Linked DNA regions of Homo sapiens: region 1 is linked to region 2. Evidence: read pairs that join two places in POLR2A ChIA-PET (ENCODE). Cell type or tissue: OCI-LY7. All regions are shown on one strand. Each heading gives the region's core, and the rest is flanking DNA. Links, peaks and the distances in the headings are about the cores only.

The links. Peaks named below come from ENCODE experiments on the same cell type or tissue, not always from the same donor. Only the 100,000 strongest peaks of a DNase experiment are listed, where the experiment ranks them.
Region 1: POLR2A ChIA-PET joins it to region 2 with 6 read pairs; 3 of 35 experiments call an interaction of 5 or more read pairs at or near these places.

What each region holds. Positions count from the first base shown.
Region 1 is chr10:48,798,735-48,808,103 of GRCh38, reverse strand. WDFY4 (WDFY family member 4) reads right to left here. Exons shown (of 62, transcript NM_001394531.1): 25 at 4,745-4,818; 26 at 2,683-2,844; 27 at 2,009-2,100; 28 at 146-245. Among named protein-coding and RNA genes, the nearest start is that of WDFY4, 120 kb to the right of the region's middle. RefSeq lists enhancers at 5,160-5,219, 5,250-5,299. In OCI-LY7, for the core only: no CTCF peak of the experiment used is centred there; DNase peaks (open chromatin) are centred at 5,323 and 7,553; H3K27ac peaks cover 2,301 bases.
Region 2 is chr10:48,718,828-48,728,196 of GRCh38, reverse strand. WDFY4 (WDFY family member 4) reads right to left here. Exons shown (of 62, transcript NM_001394531.1): 3 at 8,072-8,186; 4 at 6,830-6,936; 5 at 4,630-4,764; 6 at 2,127-2,316; 7 at 538-727. Among named protein-coding and RNA genes, the nearest start is that of WDFY4, 39 kb to the right of the region's middle. In OCI-LY7, for the core only: no CTCF peak of the experiment used is centred there; no DNase peak of the experiment used is centred there.

The sequences.
Region 1 (9,369 bases), core at 483-8,482, 80 kb before region 2:
AATATAATTTTCTTTCTGACTAGTGCAGGAAATACATTGCAGAAAACAGACTCAGAGATGCTAAACTTTTCATTAAGAAAAGGTTTAATGCCACACCCTGTATGAGGTAACCTCCTGCCAAATTGCTCTTCCTGGAGCTACTTACTCAGAGGACAGATGAAGCTGGGGGGAAGATATTACACTGAGCAGCATCTCCAGCAACTGGTTTCTGAGCCAGATTGTCTTTCCAGATGTTTGGCTTCCAGCTACAAAAAAGAATTCAGATTTGAGAGAAAATGGATGTAAAGAGACATAATATTTGCTGCAGTAAGCAATCATATTCACCAAATGCTTATTTCACCCAGGAATTGTGGCATGGCTGGGACTCAAAATTTTGGCATTTTATTCCAGCCTCCACACAATGCTTAAAAAGAATTTCAGAAAATGTTACTGAAGTTTCCTTTAATTAGCAATGTCTGCAATGCTGCACATCTTCCAAAAAACAAAAATCCTAAAAATAATAAAGGAAAATATACCTTTCAGTAGAAGAATTTTTTAAATTATTATAGGCTGCAACATTTCATAATCACCTACTATGCACTGATATTATGCAAGTAATCAGGAACAGAGTGCTGAAGACCATGGTCTTTGTTCTCTTTGTTCCTGCTTTCAACTTGCTCCCAGGCTAGGCTTTTGGATGTCTATGCTACAATAAAAACAGAACTCAAATCATAGCAGAGGTATATGGAGCAAGGGGAAGAAGAAACTTTACTTCTGAAGAGTCATTAAAGCCCAAAAGGACATATTAACAATGCTTTAATATGTTGGTTAGGTAAAAGTTTCAGAATGCAGTTCATATGAGAAGGAAGGTTGACTAAATAAGTTCACTCTTGGCCCATTACCCATTTGTTCATTCCCTCAGTTGCCAGCAATTTCACACCAATACAGGGCATACACCACGCCATACTGTAGAAATAGGACTGATGAGGCAACCTGGGGAAATGGAGTCATATTTCCGTCTATTCAGATTTTGGTCCCATCTTCAATTAGCTCCTAATCTCATTGAACCTAAATTTCTTAGTCTGCAAAATGGGAATAGTAATTTCTTGCGGCTTGATCTAAGGATAAGAGATAATACTTTATCTAGATTAAAAAATGCTATCCAGGAGACTCTTTTGTGATGATAAAACTGTTTTATATCTACCTTGTCCAATAGAGTAGCCGCTAGCCTCAGGTAGCTAGTGAGCACTTAAAACGTGGCTACAGTGAGTGAGGAATTAAGTTTTTAATTGCATTTAATTTTAATTAGTTAAAATTTGAATTTAAATGGCTATATGTGGCTTAGGGGCTCTCGTCTTGGACAGTGCAGAGCCGCAGGGCCCAGGACAAAGCAGTTGTGATTGCTGCCATCACACTGCCCTAGCAGAGGGAACAAATTGAACAAGACACAGCTGCAGTTCTGCACCTGGCTAGGCGAAAAGGGAGACTCACATAAACAAACTACAAATCTATTCAGTAGGGTAACCCCAAGGGGCTTTGGAAACACAGAGAAAGTGACTTAATCTGGTTTGGTGGGACTGGGGACAGCTTGGCTAGTGGGGGAGGGGTGGCATTTCCCTTGAGTGAAGAGCACGTGCCAAGCACGGACAGAGGGCAGGCCATCACCTGCAGGGGCCTGCAAGTGCTTCACTGCTGGAGTTGGGGCTCATCAGGAAAGTAAGGGGTAGTGGGGGTTCAACCAGGAAGTGAGGCAGGATCCCGGATCCCACATGCTGGTCTACAGGGAACTGATTTTATTCTGGAGGCCTGGAACACCAGTCCCACATTTCAAAGCAGGAATCTATAATTTTATTTCATTTCTGACTCTCATCATAAAATGACAGCCTCACAGGCCACGGCTTGGAAACCACGGCTTGGCTGTGGGTGCCTTCCCCTTCCTTACTTAGCCCCTCCCTCTGCACAATGTGGGCCTCTCAGGGGTTCCGTGAGGGCCGTCCTACTGCCTTCGAACTGGCAAAGGTCTTCTCACCAGGCAGGGAAGGGTCCAGGGCTCCGTCCATGCAGATCTGCCTCTCATTCACCGACGAAGGCTTGAGGGTGTACACAACAAACAGCCCAATCCTTTATACACAGGGAGAGAAGGACAGGCTCGCAGGCGGGCTCAACTGAGTCCGCTGAGTACATGCCAGTGTTTTCACATAGACCCACCCACGTGCAGCTGCAAGTGAGAGTTTAAGGGAAATCATCATGGCATGCTGTGTATTTCCAGAGACTTCTAAAATCAGTCAGGATTCACCAGAGACGCTAACTCTGGCTCTACCTGATCAATTAGATAGTGACAGGAAAGAGAAGGGGAAACACACTGGTGGCTGGGACTGCTCTTCAGGAGTCTGCAGGAGCCAGGCATGTGGGTCATTGGCTGGCAAGGATGGCAGTGCTTATGGAAATTCCTGAATATTTGGCCACAGTGGGGGAGCCTGAGCAGTGGGAACAGTAAACACACAGCCCTGCTGGGGAAACCGGCCTGTCCCATCCTGACTTCAGCAAACCATCCTTTCCCCAACTCTCAGCCCTGGGCAAAAATTCCTAGAAGGTTCCAAGTGATTCAGGGTTGAGCACAATGGGGAGAGAGCTGGGGTCTGTCCTCCCTTTTTAAACAGCCCTGGGGCCCTGCTCTTCCCCCTGGGCAGCTTGGTGTGGTACCTGAGCAAGTCCTGGGTGCTGAAGTGGCCCCTCAGCTGACAGGCCAGGATGCCAATGATGGTGGAGATCTTGGAGGGGATGAGGCTCGGCTCATTGAATAGGAAGATGAGCTTGGGTATAAGCTGTGCCTGGTGGGCAGCTTCAGCATTCCTGGGTCCTTCCCTGGTGAGTACAGGAGAGAGACAGTAAAAGCTTTTACTGGAATGAACCAAATTTGCTGTGTTTCTGCTAAAAAGGTTTTTCAAGCCAGGCTTGTTCCATGGCCCCTTAACTCCAATGCTCTCTTGGCAATTTGTCAAGATGCCGTCAGACACCCATTGAATATGTGTCTGCTAAGTGCCAGAGTCGCTCGGGTGTGCACTGCCTGTCCCCTCCGCCCCCCGGAAACCACCTTCAAAGACAAACCCCAATTATTGACTTTTAAATTCTGAGCCCCAGGGAAAACTAGTGCTGGCCTCAGAAACTCAAACAAAGACAGCAGACACTCATGTGACTGGGGAGTACTTCCCACCAGCCAGGAGTGCAGGGCCCTTCACTAGCTTGTCTGGTTGTGTGATCTTCCTGCCCGCCCCAAACCACAAAGTGGAGAGACACGCCACTGAAAGTCAAAGGAGAAAAAGACAGAATCCACCTATCCATACCCCCTCCCTCAGATACTCACAAATCCAATTTCCAGTAAATTCTACTCCCCCAAAGAAAACAGCTCCCAGGATAAATATCTGTTTCTTAGAAAACAACTGGTACAGGTACAGGAACAAAGTGGAAAGTGGAAGAGAAAAAATGGTGGAGAAAAATGTGGAGGAGGGTGACTTTGGGCAGATTCCTCACTTTGAACTGTCTTTTTTTTTTTTTTTTTTTTGTATTAACACATTAAATTCTGCTGAGCTCCATCTCCCTGATACACAAAAGAGGCAGGACCAGAGCCCAATTCTGTGTATGATTTATAATTACAGGCTCAGCAGAGAAGACAGATGCTCCTCTACCCAGAAGTCCCGGCTGCCCTTGGTTCTGTTTCCTCTGACAGCACTGAACAACATGTTTTTCTGTATTCTCTTTTTATCAGACTGTGGCTTATTCTTCTCTGAATTTTACCTCTAAGTACAGGGTGCGAAATGTAGTAAGTTTATAATAGATGTTCATTAAGTGGATGAGTGGAAAGCCATTTACAAATACATTCAAAATGCTGAAGGCACCAATGAGCTCTAGACCAGCCTGAGCCAGGAGGAGGCAGGTGGGGTGATATGTGGGCTTCCTTGCCTTCCTTCTCTCTTATTCTGAACACAGCCCCTGGCTCCCTTTGGGAACTACCACTTTCTAACTCCAGAGGGGAAGCCACTTTCCAGCCCAGTCATGGGACACAGTTGGCTCAATGAGACTCAGTCCAATAGCTAAGACTGTTAAATTTTTAAAAAGCTGTCTCTCTGCCTATGGTGCTAAGCTGAGGATGTGCTCTGAGGAGCTGCCCAGGAGCCACCTTCTGCCACAGAAGAAAGCCCGGGCAACCTGAAGACTGAGTGGAAGAGGCAGAGGCAAGAGTGGTGACAGAGCTCAGAGAAAATGATGTGAGCCTCCCCCAGCTACAGGATGAGATCAGCTCTTTTCAATTGTAAGAGCCAACGAAGTCCCTCTTTACTGGTCTTTTCTTCCTGTATTCTTTTTTCCCTCCTCCCTTCCTTCTTTCCTTCTCTTTTACATCCCTTAAGCTGGTTTGAGTTGTATTTCTACCACTTGAAGGGTAAAAGAGCCCTGACTAATTCCAAAAGTGCCTTGGAGAAGTCAGTTAGAGGGAGAGTGGACCTTTGCTGGTCACAATTGCTGAGCCCCCAGTATGTGCTAGTCCCTGGGGCTAGAGAGGCCTCTAAGCCCCCAGCATCTGCCCTCCTGAGGCCCGAGACCATGAGAGGAGACTGCCCCACAAGCATGAGCCACTGGGAAGGATGTGCTCCCATTTGGGGACCCAGTGTTCTGGGAGCAGGGAAGAGCCACTGGCCACCCTGCCCTGTCTCTGTTCTGGACATTCAGCCTTCAGTTCTAACCCCCAGGCTGCCAAGACCCAGCCTACCTTGGTGATTGAAGGATTTCCAAAAGATGGGAAAAGAGGCTGAGCTCCAGATTGTCTGCAGTATTCATCCAGAGCTGGAAGACAAAACAAAACACATGCTAAAATGAAGGTGTGGGAGAAGAATGATTTGCAGGAAGCATGAGAAGGTCAGTGCTGGACAGGTGATCCTCTGACGTGGAATCATCAACATGATGTACCAGCTCTGGAATCAGATCAGCTGTCCTGACACTCCAAGCAGAGAGGTGCCTCCCCTGTAGGAAGGCCTTCTCTCGCCATCTCTGCTGCTACTTGGCACTTCATTGTGGGCCTGGTTCCAACCAAGGACGCCTGCACTAACCATCTCCCCCATCTGCTCAGCCTTGGGCCCACAGCCCAAGTGTCCATATTGCAAACTCATCTCAACCTCCCTGGATCCTGCAAGACAAATGATGATGTTCCCACTTTACAGATGAGAAAATAGAGGCTGAGACAGACCAGCTGAGTGACAGTCTCCACTCACCACCAGCAAGTGGCAGGACAGGAAATAGAAGCCAGGTACAGATTTTCAGGTTTTACACTGTACTGACTACATACCCAATTTGCGCAGGCAACACATTCTTCAGCCCAAACCACAGTGTCATCTCATGCATGACAAAATTGTAAGTGAAACAAAGATATGAAATTCACTGAGATTCTGAAAGTGAAGTTGATCACTCAGGTTGTTTTCATTCATAGTAAACAAATGTAGCTGCTAGTGATCCTTCTGGGGCAGAATTGATGGATGCCATCATGTCTTATTTCTACTTCCCTTTAGAGAACTCTAATATTTTTCTTCTCTAAATACTGACAGTTCCTAAGGCCCAGACTATACAAGGTTCAGGTGTGGGATTATAAGCGTGCACTCATATAGCAGCAAAAAGAGCTTGCACTTAATAACTGATACATTTCCTGGTGGCAAGAGGTGCCATAAAAAGACCCAAAATATTATTATCCGCATTTATGTATTTATTTTCTTATTTTTGAGAGACCCAAGCTGGAGCGCAGTGGCCCAAATATGACTCACTGCAGCCTTGACTTCCTGGGCTCAAGCAATTCTCCCACCACAGCTTTGCAAGTAGTTAGAACTACAGGTTTGCACCACCATGCCTAGCTAATTGTTAAAATTTTTTTGTAGAGTGGGGTATTGTTTTACTGCCCAGGCTAGTCTCTAATTCTTGGGCTCAAGTGTTCCTCCTGCCTCCACCTCCAAAATTGCTAGGATTACAGGTGTGAGCCACCGTACCCGGCCTATTATCTGCATCTAGTAGCTAGAAAGAATGGGACTCAGGGAGACTAAGTAACTTTTCTGGCACCAGACTTTTTTTTTAATTGGCAGAGACTGTTTTCAAAGTCAATCCACCTGACTACGAAGCCCATTCCCTTGCCCCACACTGGGTACCCATGGGTATCACCTACAGATAGTGACCCATAGGGTCAATACTCAACCTTGCTTGAAGCTAAGCAGTTACCCATGACTTTGCTTACTCTTGCTGAAGAGGAAATGCAAAAGAACCCCAGTGAACACAAGTTTATCGGGAGGCCTGTGAAGGTAGAGACTGTCCCTCTTTAATCCCTGGAACCTAGCATCATACATGCCACTATCTTTCGTAAAGATGCATTACATTTTTTAAAAGAATGAGTGGATACAAAATAAAATAAAATGAGTGGATTGTTCTTCCGCCAGGAAAAGAGTGACAGATTTCCTGCTTTTTTAAGCACAGCCACTGCCCAAAGGCACACACAGAGGTGGGCCAGCTGCCATTTGGGACAGCTGGTATTGATGAAGGCAGCTCTAGTGAAAACATGGGTATCCAGCATGGCACCCCAACATACATGTCTGTAGGGCTCCAAGAGCCCTGCACACTTAGGATATTGATTCATGAAGGCAGTCATTCAACAAATGATATGCCAGGCCTGGGGCTAAGGGCTGAGAGAACTAAGAAAGTCAGATGTGAACCCACCAGTACAATAAGGTGCACCTTTTACACTTCCCACAAAAGTTCCAGCCTCTCACATTTCCTTTCCAGAACACAGCAACAATAATAAGTTGCCACACCCATTTGAGGCTGCCTAGCTCATCAGGAAATTACATAATGCCAAATGTCAGAATTTTGGGAAACATGAATAACTGAATCTTTTGATTGTTATTCTGTGTCACATAAGCCTGTACTAAGGACTATATTAAGATGTCTGGATTAGATTTGTTTGAGTATGGACTGTATAATGTGTCAGGTGTTGCTCTCTCCCCACCCCTGAGATGACTGTACTCTTAGAAATGAACTAGTCAGTTCCTTCTTTAAGAAACCAGAGGCTGGGTATGGTGGCTCATGCCTATAATCCCAGAACTTTGGGAGGCCGAGGTGGGTGGACCATCTGAGGTCAGGAGTTCAAGACCAGCCTGACCAATATGGTGAAATCCCTTCTCTACTAAATATAAAAAAATGAGCCTTATGTGGTGGCACGTGCCTGTAATCCCAGCTACTTGGGAGGCTGAGGCAGGAGAATTACTTGAACCTGGGAGTCAGAGGTTGCAGTGAGCTGAGATCGCACCACTGCCCTCCAGCCTGGGCAACAGAGTGAGACCTCATCTCAAAACAAAAAAAAAAAAAAAGAAAGAATGAAAGAAAGAAAGAAAGAAAGAAAGAAAGAAAGAAAGAAAGAAAGAAAGAAACCAAAACCTAAGACTTAGAAGCCCACAACTTCCTGTTCCTCCCTGATTCTCAACTTTCTGTCCAACCCTGCCTTACAACTTCCTATCCAACTCTGTCTTACAACTTCCTGTCCAACCTTGCCTCAACAGCTTCCTGTCCCTCCTTCCCTCACAACCTCCTGTCCCTCCTTCCCTCACAAATTTTTGTCCCTCCCTGCTTCAACAATCTCCTGTACCCACCCTCCCTCACAGCTTCCTGTCCATTCCCTTCTCAATGACTTCCTGTCTCTCCCTTCCTCACAACTTCCTCTTCCTGTCTGCTTCACACCAGTCATCACGGATCCCACCGTTTCTCCTGTGATCCACTCTCTTGTCTCCAAACCCTCTGAGGATGTGTCTCATTAGCAGTTTCTTCTCCCACTACTATTTTAACTGTCTGGTTTTTACTGCGTCTTCTCCTTCAACCTACAAACAGACTTAAGTCTCTTCCATCTTAAAACACGAAACCGGCTGGGCGCGGTGGCTCACGCTTGTAATCCCAGGGCTTTGGAAGGCCAAGGTGGGCGGATCATGAGATCAAGAGATCAAGACCATCCTGACCAACATGGTGAAACCCCGTCTCTACTACAAATACAAAAATTAGCTGGGCGTGGTGGCACATGCCTATAGTCCCAGCTACTCGAGAGGCTGAGGCAGGAGAATCACTTGAACCCATGAGACAGAGGTTGCTGTGAGCCGAGATTGTGCCACTGCACTCCGGTCTGGCAACAGAGTGAGACTCTGTCTCAAAAAAAAACAAAAAACAAAAACCCAAAACCAAAAGTTCTGAAACTTCCTCTCTGCTATTTTCCAAAGTCCACTGACTGCCTCCACTTTCAGTCTCCCCACACTTCCCCTTAATTCTTTGTTTGTTTGTTTGAGACGAAGTCTCGCTCTTGTCGCCCAGGCTGGAATGCAATGGCATGATCTCGGCTCACTGCAACCTCCCCCTTATGGGTTCAAGTGATTCTCCTGCCTCAGCCTCCCGACTAGCTGGGATTACAGGCGCCCGCAACTATGCCCACCTAATTTTTGTATTTTTAGTAGAGACAGGGTTTCACCATGTTGGCCAGGCTGGTACCGAACCCCTGACCTCACGATCCACCCGCCTCGGCCTCTTCGTGCTGGGATTACAGCCATGAGCCACCAAGCCCGGCCGTTTCTCCTTACTTCTGAGTGGCTTCTGACCCCACAACTTACTTGTCACTAAGTCTGTCAGTGACCTCCAATGGGCACGTACAGTGCACACATCCCTTACCTCACTTTACTTGGTGTAGGCAGAACATGACATTTGGGAAACATTTTTCCCTTTTTGAAATTCTCTCCCCTCAATCTTTTAAATTTTATTTTGTTTCATTTCATTTTGTTTCACTTTGCTTTGCTTTTTAGCATCTGGTTCTTATTGGTGGTTTATTTTCTTAAATCCAGCTTTAAAAGCACCAGATCTCCTGAAGAGGGTAGTTTTATTCAGGGTGGGGTGGGGTAGGGTGGTGTCCATGGCCATTCTAGTAGCAGGCAATGGAGCATGATGGGTTCCTGCATTAGTAATTCCTGGGCCATGCTGGTGGCCAGGACACCTTGGAGCCAGACTGGCTGAGCATGGCCACAGCACTTCAGAAGGGGCAGCAGCGGTTGCAGTCAAGACACATTATCTTATTTAGTGGGGTTTTATGGCCATTTATGTACATCTTCTTTCCCCTTGTGCACAGGGAGCCCATTCTCCAGGCCATGCTGGCTTCCTCCACAATCCTCTTTTCCAGCTTCAGATCCAGGACCAGGACATTCATCTTGGCCTGGTTCAACTGGCTAATCTCATATTTAGGGCTCTTATGCCTATATTTACAAATAAGATTAGCCTGTACTTTTTCATTTTCTGTTCTGTCCTTTTGTGTTCTGCCATCAAGATTAGCTCGTTAAA
Region 2 (9,369 bases), core at 390-8,389:
ACGTGAGACAGGGAAGGGAAGGAAACCAGTCCAAGAGCATTAGCAAGCAAGCGCCTCATGGGGCCACTGGAGCTAATCCTTCTGGGGAGCTCTGGAGGCCATGCAGAGCAAGCCCACCCAAGGGCAGCTGTGCTGGATGTGCACCCATTGGCACCTTCAGTCATTGGTGGGCAGCTGCTCCTGAAGGTGGTTCATTTCCAGACCTTTCCAGCCCTCCAAGCACACAGGCAGGGCAGCTTACAGCAGTGCCAGAAGCCCTCCAACAGACAGGGCTTCTGTTTGGGTTCTGACCGGGGAAAATCAGGCCAGCAGGCATGCAGGTGACAGGTGCCTACAAGTACACTTTGTAAAACTACTGATTCTCTAAGGAAGTGGTCCCCATGCCTGTCTGCACAATGAATCACTTTTGCAAATAAGAGGTCTCTCTGGCCATGTTCTATGGAGCTATATCTATTTTTCTGCAAAGCACCCCAATGATTCTGAGGACTAAGGCTTTGGTGGTCCTGTGCTCTCCCCGTACCAAACACAGCCACTTACCGAAGTAACACTTTGAGCAGCAGAGGATAGCCCTCTGAATTCTCAAACTCCAGGAACAGAGCCGAGGAGACGGGGTAGGAGTCCTTCACGAATCCCAAGATCAGGCTTACAGCCTCGCTCACTTCAGGGGCAGGGAGAGTGTCCGTGAGCCTGGAGAGGTTCTGGAGGGAGAGCCTGACACAGTCTGTGGCTGCAGGAGGGAAGCACAGGAGAGACCTGCTGAGCTTGGAAGCAAGAGCTTTCCTGCCATGGTCCACCTACCTCCCCTACTCCAAACAACATGTCAAGACATGAATGGGAATTAATCCAAAACATGTTCTGCTGGCTCTTGGATCAGGAAGACCACCCCAGAGAAAGTGCCATCCTGACAGCTGCACTCTGCAAGCCCAGCAGGTGACACAGGAGAGGAAGGCAGCCCCTCAGCCCTCTGTCCCTAATTCTCAGCAAGAAGGGGGAGTCCAGGTCCATTAGGTAGTGAGATGTAAAATGCAAGACCTGAGCTCATCTCAGACCTTAAGGAGGCAATGCTGGAGCTGAGCAGAAATTACCTTGATGAAAAATGCAGGGGAGGATGTATGAACATGTGAGGAGGCAGAGGGTAAAAAGATGGGGTGCTTTGGATACTGAAGAAGCCAGGGGATTGGAACACTGAAGTGTGGCCCACAGAGAGGAAGGAGGGTGTGGCCCATTCCTAGGGGACAGGCCATGGGGCTTACTGGCTACCCCACCAGAGTGGTGCGGAGCCAGGGGAAGATTTGAGTCTGAAGAGAGAGGTCCTCAGATTTGCATTTGGATGGGTCACTGTTTTTAGAAATCTCTCATCAAGAGAAGCCTCTTCTGAGTGCTGGGGAAGCCAATCCAGTGGATCAGAGAAAGTACCTATGAGAGCTTGAGATAATGCAAGCTCAGCCTCTCAGCTGCAAGGACTCAGAAGAGCCGCAAAGAATCACAACAATCCAATAAGATCAGCAGCATTATTATCCCCACTTTACGGATGAGAGAACTGAGGCACCCCAATGGTTAAGTGCCTGAGATCACTCAGCTACGAGGACAGAGCTGGAGTCCAGTCCTGGCTGTCTGGCTCCAGAGTCTTTGGCCTTAACCCCTACACATAGTTCCCAGTGTATAAATGAGGGTGCCGGAATCAGGCATCTTTAAGTTTGAAAGTGCATTCTCTTCCTAACTAGGTGAATAGCCTTGAAAAATTCTTCTACTAGTCTTAATGTTTATTTTCCCCATTCTAAAATGGCATTAATAGCTATCTCAAAGAAACAAGCAAGATAATGTACAAAGGGGCCCAGCACAGTGTCTGATTGGTAGTGTGTGCATAGTGAGATCCTCTTTCCCTGCTTTCTCCAATGGAGCAGCAAAATGAACAAGAAAAGCACTTACATGAAGGGAGCCAAGCCATGTAGAATTATCTACCGGACATGGCTGCTCATTCATCTCTTCTTTGGTCCCAAAATTCTATAAGAGGCTGCAAGAGCATCCCAAGTCTCATTGTAGAAAGTGGGCCCTCAGCCTTTGCTCTGAGTTCAAGGGAAGCCCTTGCATGGCCCACAGCCCACATCTAATTTCCCGGGCCATACCCTGCAGGTACTGGATGATGCTGAGGTTCTGGGCCTTGGAGATTGCCCTTAGCACGCAGAAGGTGGGTTCCTTCCAGAAGCAGCAGCTGTGCTCCCGAAGGCAGGTCGTGGCAATCAGCAGAGACTGCAGCTCACTTCCTGAGAGGAGTCCCTCCAGGCCCTGAGAGTCACTGCAAATATTGAGCAACATCTGAAAAATAAGAAGATAAACAGTCAAGGAGACCTGGTTAGGAAGTCTCCTTCCTCAGATGGATTTGTTCCCTACTTCTCTGGAGCACTGATGAGCATGTCTCTGTGAGAAGGACAGGATTGAATGGGGTCACCCTCTGTCCCAGACCAGCAGGGTCAACAGAGCCCCCTAGGAAAGGGTGGCAGGGCCTGGGGCTCAATTCTGACCGCATTAACCCTATACAAGTAATTGTTATCCCTTCCAAATCAGAATAATAAAGAAGTAATTGAATTTGTGTCTTTTTAATGGGAATACCAGAAAATGTCACCCACAATTAAGGTATAGAATTAACAGAACCTTGTGCTATTTAAAAAGGGAAGTGTTTCAGAATTCCTTGTTGACACTCAGACTCTACTTCTCCATGAGACCACAAGAGTCAGCATAAAGCCTCCTAACTGGGTTCCTTGTTCCCGCCAATCCCCTTTCCTGATGGCTAACAGAGGGACTTGCAAAACCTCCCTCTCCACTTGGGATAAAATCCCACCACCGTAGCATGGCCCATAGCATCCTGCATGGACTAGCACTGCCTTCTCACTCACTTTATCCACTGCAGCTCCCCCCTGGGCTCTTGGGGGTCCAACAGGACCTGCTGCCAGTGTGACAAATATCACAAGCTACTTCCATGGGAAGACATTTTCCCCTTCTAGTCTGATACAGAGAGAAGCTGGGCTTCATGGACCACAGCTGTAGGTCCCATTTCCCTGCCTCCCTTGCAGGTAGCTGTGGCCATGTGACCAAGGTCTCACCTGTCCCTGGGCTTGCATTGCCATTTCTCTGCTCCTCTCCACTTCCTCCACCCCACCCGGCCACACTACCTCCTCAGACCCTGACAACCCTCAGCTCTCTGGTTAAATGCCATGCCCTCAGAATAGACTCCACTGATTTCTCTCATACAAATAAAAGCCTGTCACCATCATTGCCCAGTATACCTTTGGCTTTACCTACATAGCACTTAAAAAATTGCTAACTACTGCACTCCAGCCTGGGCAACAGAGAAAAGCCCCATCTCTATTTTTTTAATTGCTAACAACACACTTATTCCTGGATTGTTTTCCCCTTGTTTGACTTCTTCATCCTTCTGTCACCTCTCAAAGTGAAGCCCTATGCTTGCTGCAGCAACCATCTGTCTGCCATAGAGCTGCGCACAGTAGGGGCTCTGTATATTTTTGTGAAATGAAGTAACAGAAACCCTTGAGCAATGCAGGAATGGTCTATTCCCTGTGGCACACATTCTGTCCACATACCCAGAAGACCTCGAAGACAGACCCTGCACTACTTCCCTTCAGGGCACCTAAAAGCCACACAGTAAACATTTGTGAAAGTGCCTGGTGCAGCGTCCTGGCCTCCAATTAGAATATGATTTACATACAAGCAGATGACACCTACATTTCCACAAATGCAGCTCAGAGGGTAACCCACTGTTAATGGAACCTGCCAGAACTCATGCACTACCCTCTGGAAATGAGGAATGGGCTTGGGAATTCGTCTAATGTGGATGCCAATGTGGACATGTGTGTACCATGGACAGCTGCATTTGGGAATTCACTGAACAGTCACAGGCACCTGCTCTGTGTGAGACACTGCAGACACTGGACACACAGCGACGGGCCCCACAGTCCTCTGTATCCTCCCGGGCCACACGATCCTCCATACCGTCCCCTGCAAGCTCAGGGAGCAGGAAGGGTTATCTAGAGAGCTCAGAGTCTCAGAAGGTGAGAAAGCAGAAACTGCCCGGAAGTGGGCAGGGGAAGGAGGTGAGAAGTTAGTCAGTCAAAGAGAAGAGGAAAGATGGGGAATGACAGAAGGAAATTGCATTTGATGCTTAGAGGCCTGAGATGTCTTCTGAGAGGAAGGAAGAGGCACCGAGAACATGTAAACTCAAGTTTACTCAAGGGTGCCAATCCCAGCCCCACCCAAGACTTCTATGACCCCAGACCCCATGCTCACTCACCATGCCTCAGTTTGTATGGACCCAGGATGACAACACTATTTACATCCTGTGATGGCAGACAGCAATCCTGGAGGTGACCCATGTGAGGCCATGGCACAGGGGTGGGTACAAAGCTTATATTTAGAAAATTTTGGCTACTATTTTGCTAGTGGGGCAGACTGTGCAGTGGTGGGGAGGGGAGGGGGAGGTTAGACCCTCTGGGAGAACAGAGGAGTTCAGGAACCAGGGCTGAGAAAGACAAAAGCATCTACGGGAAGCATTGGAGAGTCTGTCCCCGAAGTGAGGTTTTGACCCAGGGAATTGGAGGCCCTCCTTGAACTCACCTGCACGAACATCTTTTGAACTTGAAGATCACTCTCAAGAAGCTCATCTTTGTCCAGAGGAAAGACAAAGAAGAGGTAAAGGCACTGTAGGAGCAGGGCTGGAAGCCCAGACTCAGCAACCCTGCCCAGCGTCTCCTGCAAGAGAAGAGCACACGTGACCCCAGGCAGCAAGGCAGCAGAAGCAGGTCAGCCCAGACCCAGGATCAGGCCCCTGCAGCCATTTCAGTGAGGCCATGGGACAGTCCCTCTGGGCTCCAGTCCTCAAGTGTGAAATGCTGACAACCAGAGGATGCACCTAGGGTGGCTGTGAAGATTAAGTTTATATAAAGTGCTTACTATGTGCTCTATAGCTCCTTTATAAGATTCATAGATGGAAGGAAGGAAGGGAGGGAGAGAGGGAGGGAGAGAGGGAGGGAGGGAGGGTGGAAAGGAGGGAAAAGGGGAGGGACTGTAGAAATTAGAACATAAGGGCTTCCTAACAAATCATACTGTGTGACTGTGGTCCAGGGCCTCATGATTAGGAAGGGAAAGCAGTCCAGAGGTGAGGCTGATAATATGTGTGTGAGCAACAATGGTGAGGACCTGATCAGGCCCCTCCCCAACCTCTCATCTAGATCCCAGACAGATCTCGTCAAGGTCCAAAGAGTGCAATAGGTGATGACTGACAATCAGACAGCCAGCAACTCAACTAAACAGCTCAGGGCTGCCAGACAGAGGCCAAGAGGACAGGAACTCTGCAGAGATGGAGACCAGCCTGCCAGGAGCTTCCTGGGGTCTTTCTTCCTGGGGCTTTGCCTGCAGCTCCACCAGGATTACTGCACCTGCACCCTCTGTGTGTGCGTGTGTGCGCACGCACGTGTGTGTGTGTGCATGATGCATGTGTGCATGTGTGTGTGCACGTGTGTGTGTGCATGCACACATGTGAACACCTTTGGGGTCAACCTATGGAATGCTGTCCATGCAACTTCCCATTCCACTGGTTAACCTGACAGACATGTTGGGGAAGTCAGAGAAAGAGAAGGACGAATGTACAGTCTGGGCCAGGATCAGGACTAGATGCAGGCTGCTGGTCCTAGCCTTGGCCAGAAAGGTTTACAGTGCAATGTACTGTCTTCTATGTATTTGACTCCTTGTTAACCTTGACCTCCTCAGGGCAGCTCTCCCTGTCCTTCCCCCACCTCACCCCCGATGCACCATGCACAGGCAGTGAAAAACAAGCCCTTAGGTTAAAGTGTCACCACTTAGACTGCAGAGAGTCCTTCCCCCAGGGGCACATGTGATGCGCCCTCGTGCTGTGCTTCAGGTCGCTGTGCCTGACAGTGATGCAGGCAGTTCACCTGAAGAAGTGTCAGGAGGTCCTCCCTTCAGTTAACTTCCCAGGTCATGTACCACCCCCTGGCCCCAGACAAGGGCTGCGTGATGTGCTCCTATCACCCTTCCAAGCACGGCTGCAAATGCCCATCTCATGTCTGGGTTCATCTAGTGAAGCAGCTTTGGAACTGGCTAGCAGGTAGAAGCTGGAAGAATTTGGAGAAGTTACACTGAGGGCAGCAGCCACCCAGGTTCCCTGCTGTGTTCCTGGCATGCGGTGGGTATGGGTGGGAAGGGAAGAAAGAGGAGAGCCCTCATCTCTGGGCGAGGGCGAGACAGGTACCTACAGGGAATGTCGTTCAGGCTGACTCTAACAGGAAGAAATAAAGAACAGTGGCTCAGAGCATGGGTTCTAGAATCAGATAGACTGCAGGTGCACAGCGTAGGTAAGCCTGCGTTCTCATCACTCACTGGCATCACCAAGATCTGACTCATAGGGTCCTTGGGAGGATTAACTGACGATGTCTGGGACACACCCAGCCTTGCCCCACAGGTAGGAAGTAGTCAATAAACATCAGCCGTTATCAATCCTACACTAACCCCAGAAGAGAGGCATTATTATCCCCAATCCTAAAATTAGAAATGCAACCAAGGGGCAGAAAGGTAAAGCAATCTGGCCACAGTTACACACAGCTTGTCAACTGGGAAGGTGGGAATTTCAGACTCTGAAGTCCATGTTCTACACCAGAAGGGGAGGAGGGAGGAGAAATAATAAACCTGTTTTATGAAACGAATGACCCTCTTGGGATATGCCACCACCCTGTGCTGGACCTCCCTCTGCACCTAGATGAGCAGTGCCCAGGGCAGAGGCTGATGGTCTGAAACTTACCGAGTCTGTCCCCGTGAGCACGTACACTGACTTCAGGAGCAAGTAGCCATCCTGATCCACGTCCCCCTTCCACCACAGCAACTGTCCAGCTGCCAACCGAGCTTGCTCTGGAAGAAAGTGTCACCAGCAGGGCATACAGCGACCTGCCCACTCAGCTTCCCCTCCATCCAGGGCCCCCTCTTCCCAGGAGATGTGCCTGAGCATCTGTAGAGGACTTTGGCATCTTGCCTACACATCCCCAAGGCCACCTGCATCTCTACCAAACGCTCCACACCCTGCCAGACTAATCTCCTTGGAAGACAGCGTTTTTTGTGCCACCGTCCCCGTTTAGCAACCATCAGTGGTTCCTGATTGCCAATGAGTAAGAACAAGCTAATCGGCTATCAGACTCCCCACAATCCAGAATCTCCCCCTACTTCCTGGATCACACAGTCTCTTATGCTGCAAGAATTCCTGAAATCTACACCATGCTGAGCAATTTCTTCCCCTCAGAATTTCCTCCTGACCCTCGGCCCTCAGCCACTGTGAAATTCTGCCCTGCCTCCAGGGACCAGCGCACATGAGGGGAAGAATGCAAGTCAGGAGGCCCCACAAGAGATGCACTTTGGCCTCTGTGTCTTTTCAGGACCAAGAGCTCCACTGAACACACAGGTGCATCTTCAATCCTAGCACTTCCTCCCAGAGACCGTGGTCCCGTGTGTTCTGTGTGTGTGTCTGTGTTGCAGTGTGTCTGTGTGTGTGTGCCTATGTGTATATCTGTGTGTAGTGTGTTCTGGGTGTGTCTGCATGTGTAGAGTGTGTGTCTGTGTGTAGTTTCTGTGAGTAGTCTCTGTATGTGTCTGTGTGTAGTGTGTATGTCTGTGTGTGTAGTGTATGTGTATGTGTCTCTGTATCTCTGTGTGTCTATGTGTATCTGTGTATAATGTCTGTGTGTAGTGTCTGTGTGTGTATAGCATCTGTGTGTAGTGTGTCTATGTGTGTCCGTGTATAATGTATTATGTGCAGTGTGTGTGTTTGTCTATGTCTGTGTCCCAGGAACAGCAGGGCTCCCCGACCCCTCTTCCCTCCTCCTGCATTTCCCTTGGTCCCTAAGGCACTCAGTGGCAGAGTGGGGCCTACTTCTCTTTGGCAGGCAACACTGTAGCTCCACGCGAAAGCAGAGGGGGGCCTGAGAGGCCTGGGAGGGCATGCAGGGCTGCACTGCTCTCTGTAGAGGGTCTGCCAGCACCTCCATGCTCTTACCCGCAGGCTTCCCCACAAGGGCCTTCTGGAGTTGCTGGGCAAGCTGGTCAGACACGTCTTCAGCCAGCCTTTGGAGACTGGGAAAGCAGATGATCCCCACGGAGTGTTCCCAGGCCTGAAGCAACAGATGGGACTTGGTCAGAGATAGCAATGCCACAAGCAGGGCATGAGCACTGCCTGCCATGCCACCCTTCACCAGCCCAAGCTGACAGCTCGACTTCCTTTCCCAGGTGCATGCAAAAGGCCACCACGTCACCCACCCTCACAGCCTCAACCATCATCCCTATACCAACGCCTCCAGATTCTCTAACTGCTCAGACATCCACCTGAACACGAGCCCCTAAGATGTCAAACACACAGAGCCCAGTCCACCGCCTTCCCCACAGCCTGCTGCATCTGGCGTCGGTGGATGGCCCTGCCAGGTGCCTGCTGCCCCCATAGGAGCACCAGGAGTGCCTCTCCAGGTTTCTCCCTTCCTCAGCCCTCACCCAGCCCCTCCTGTTTCTCCTCATTTACCATTTCAAATCCTGTACAGATATCCCAGTTTTAGTCATTTGATTATTTCCTTTAGATAAATTCCAAAAAGTGGGATTGCAAGTGAAAGAGTGTGCTTTTATTTTCTAGCACTTTAGTACATATTACTAACTCAGCTTCCAGACAAAGTTGAGCAGATTAGACTCTCCAGGCCTCCCGTGAGCAGACAGGTTTCTCTACACCCTCGGCAACACTGAGCATCGCTGTGCTCTCTCATCCTTAATGAAAAACTTCAGAAGCGAAAAAATATCTCATCTCAATGGCAGCCTTTTGATTCCTAGGGTGGATAACCTCTTTTCATGTTTCTTGATTGCCTGTTTCTATTCTTACCCTATTACTTTATTAGGGATTTTACTATTATTTATTTAAAAGAGCTCTTTGTATATAAAAAATGTTAGATAGGCCATAATATAACTGCAGTTATTTTGAGTTTGTCATTTTGTCTTTTAATTTGTTATTGTTTGGTTTTGCTATACAGAAATCTGAAATTCCTATGAAATCAAATTTCTCAATCTATTCTTACATTTTCTGGCTTTAGTTCCAGGCTTAAAAAATTCTTCTCCAGTCCGAGTTGTTGTTTTTAATCTCTTTTTCAGTTTCCTTAAAATTCTTTCTTATCTGCCCCTTCTGTATTTCTATCCCACCTGATCACCTTTTTCTGCAGACTTTTCCCCTTATTATTTAGGATACTATTTAGTAGAAGTCATGAGTTTTAAAATTCTGTTTGGAATGCCAGACTTATTTCAGAATTCCCTCCCTATTTC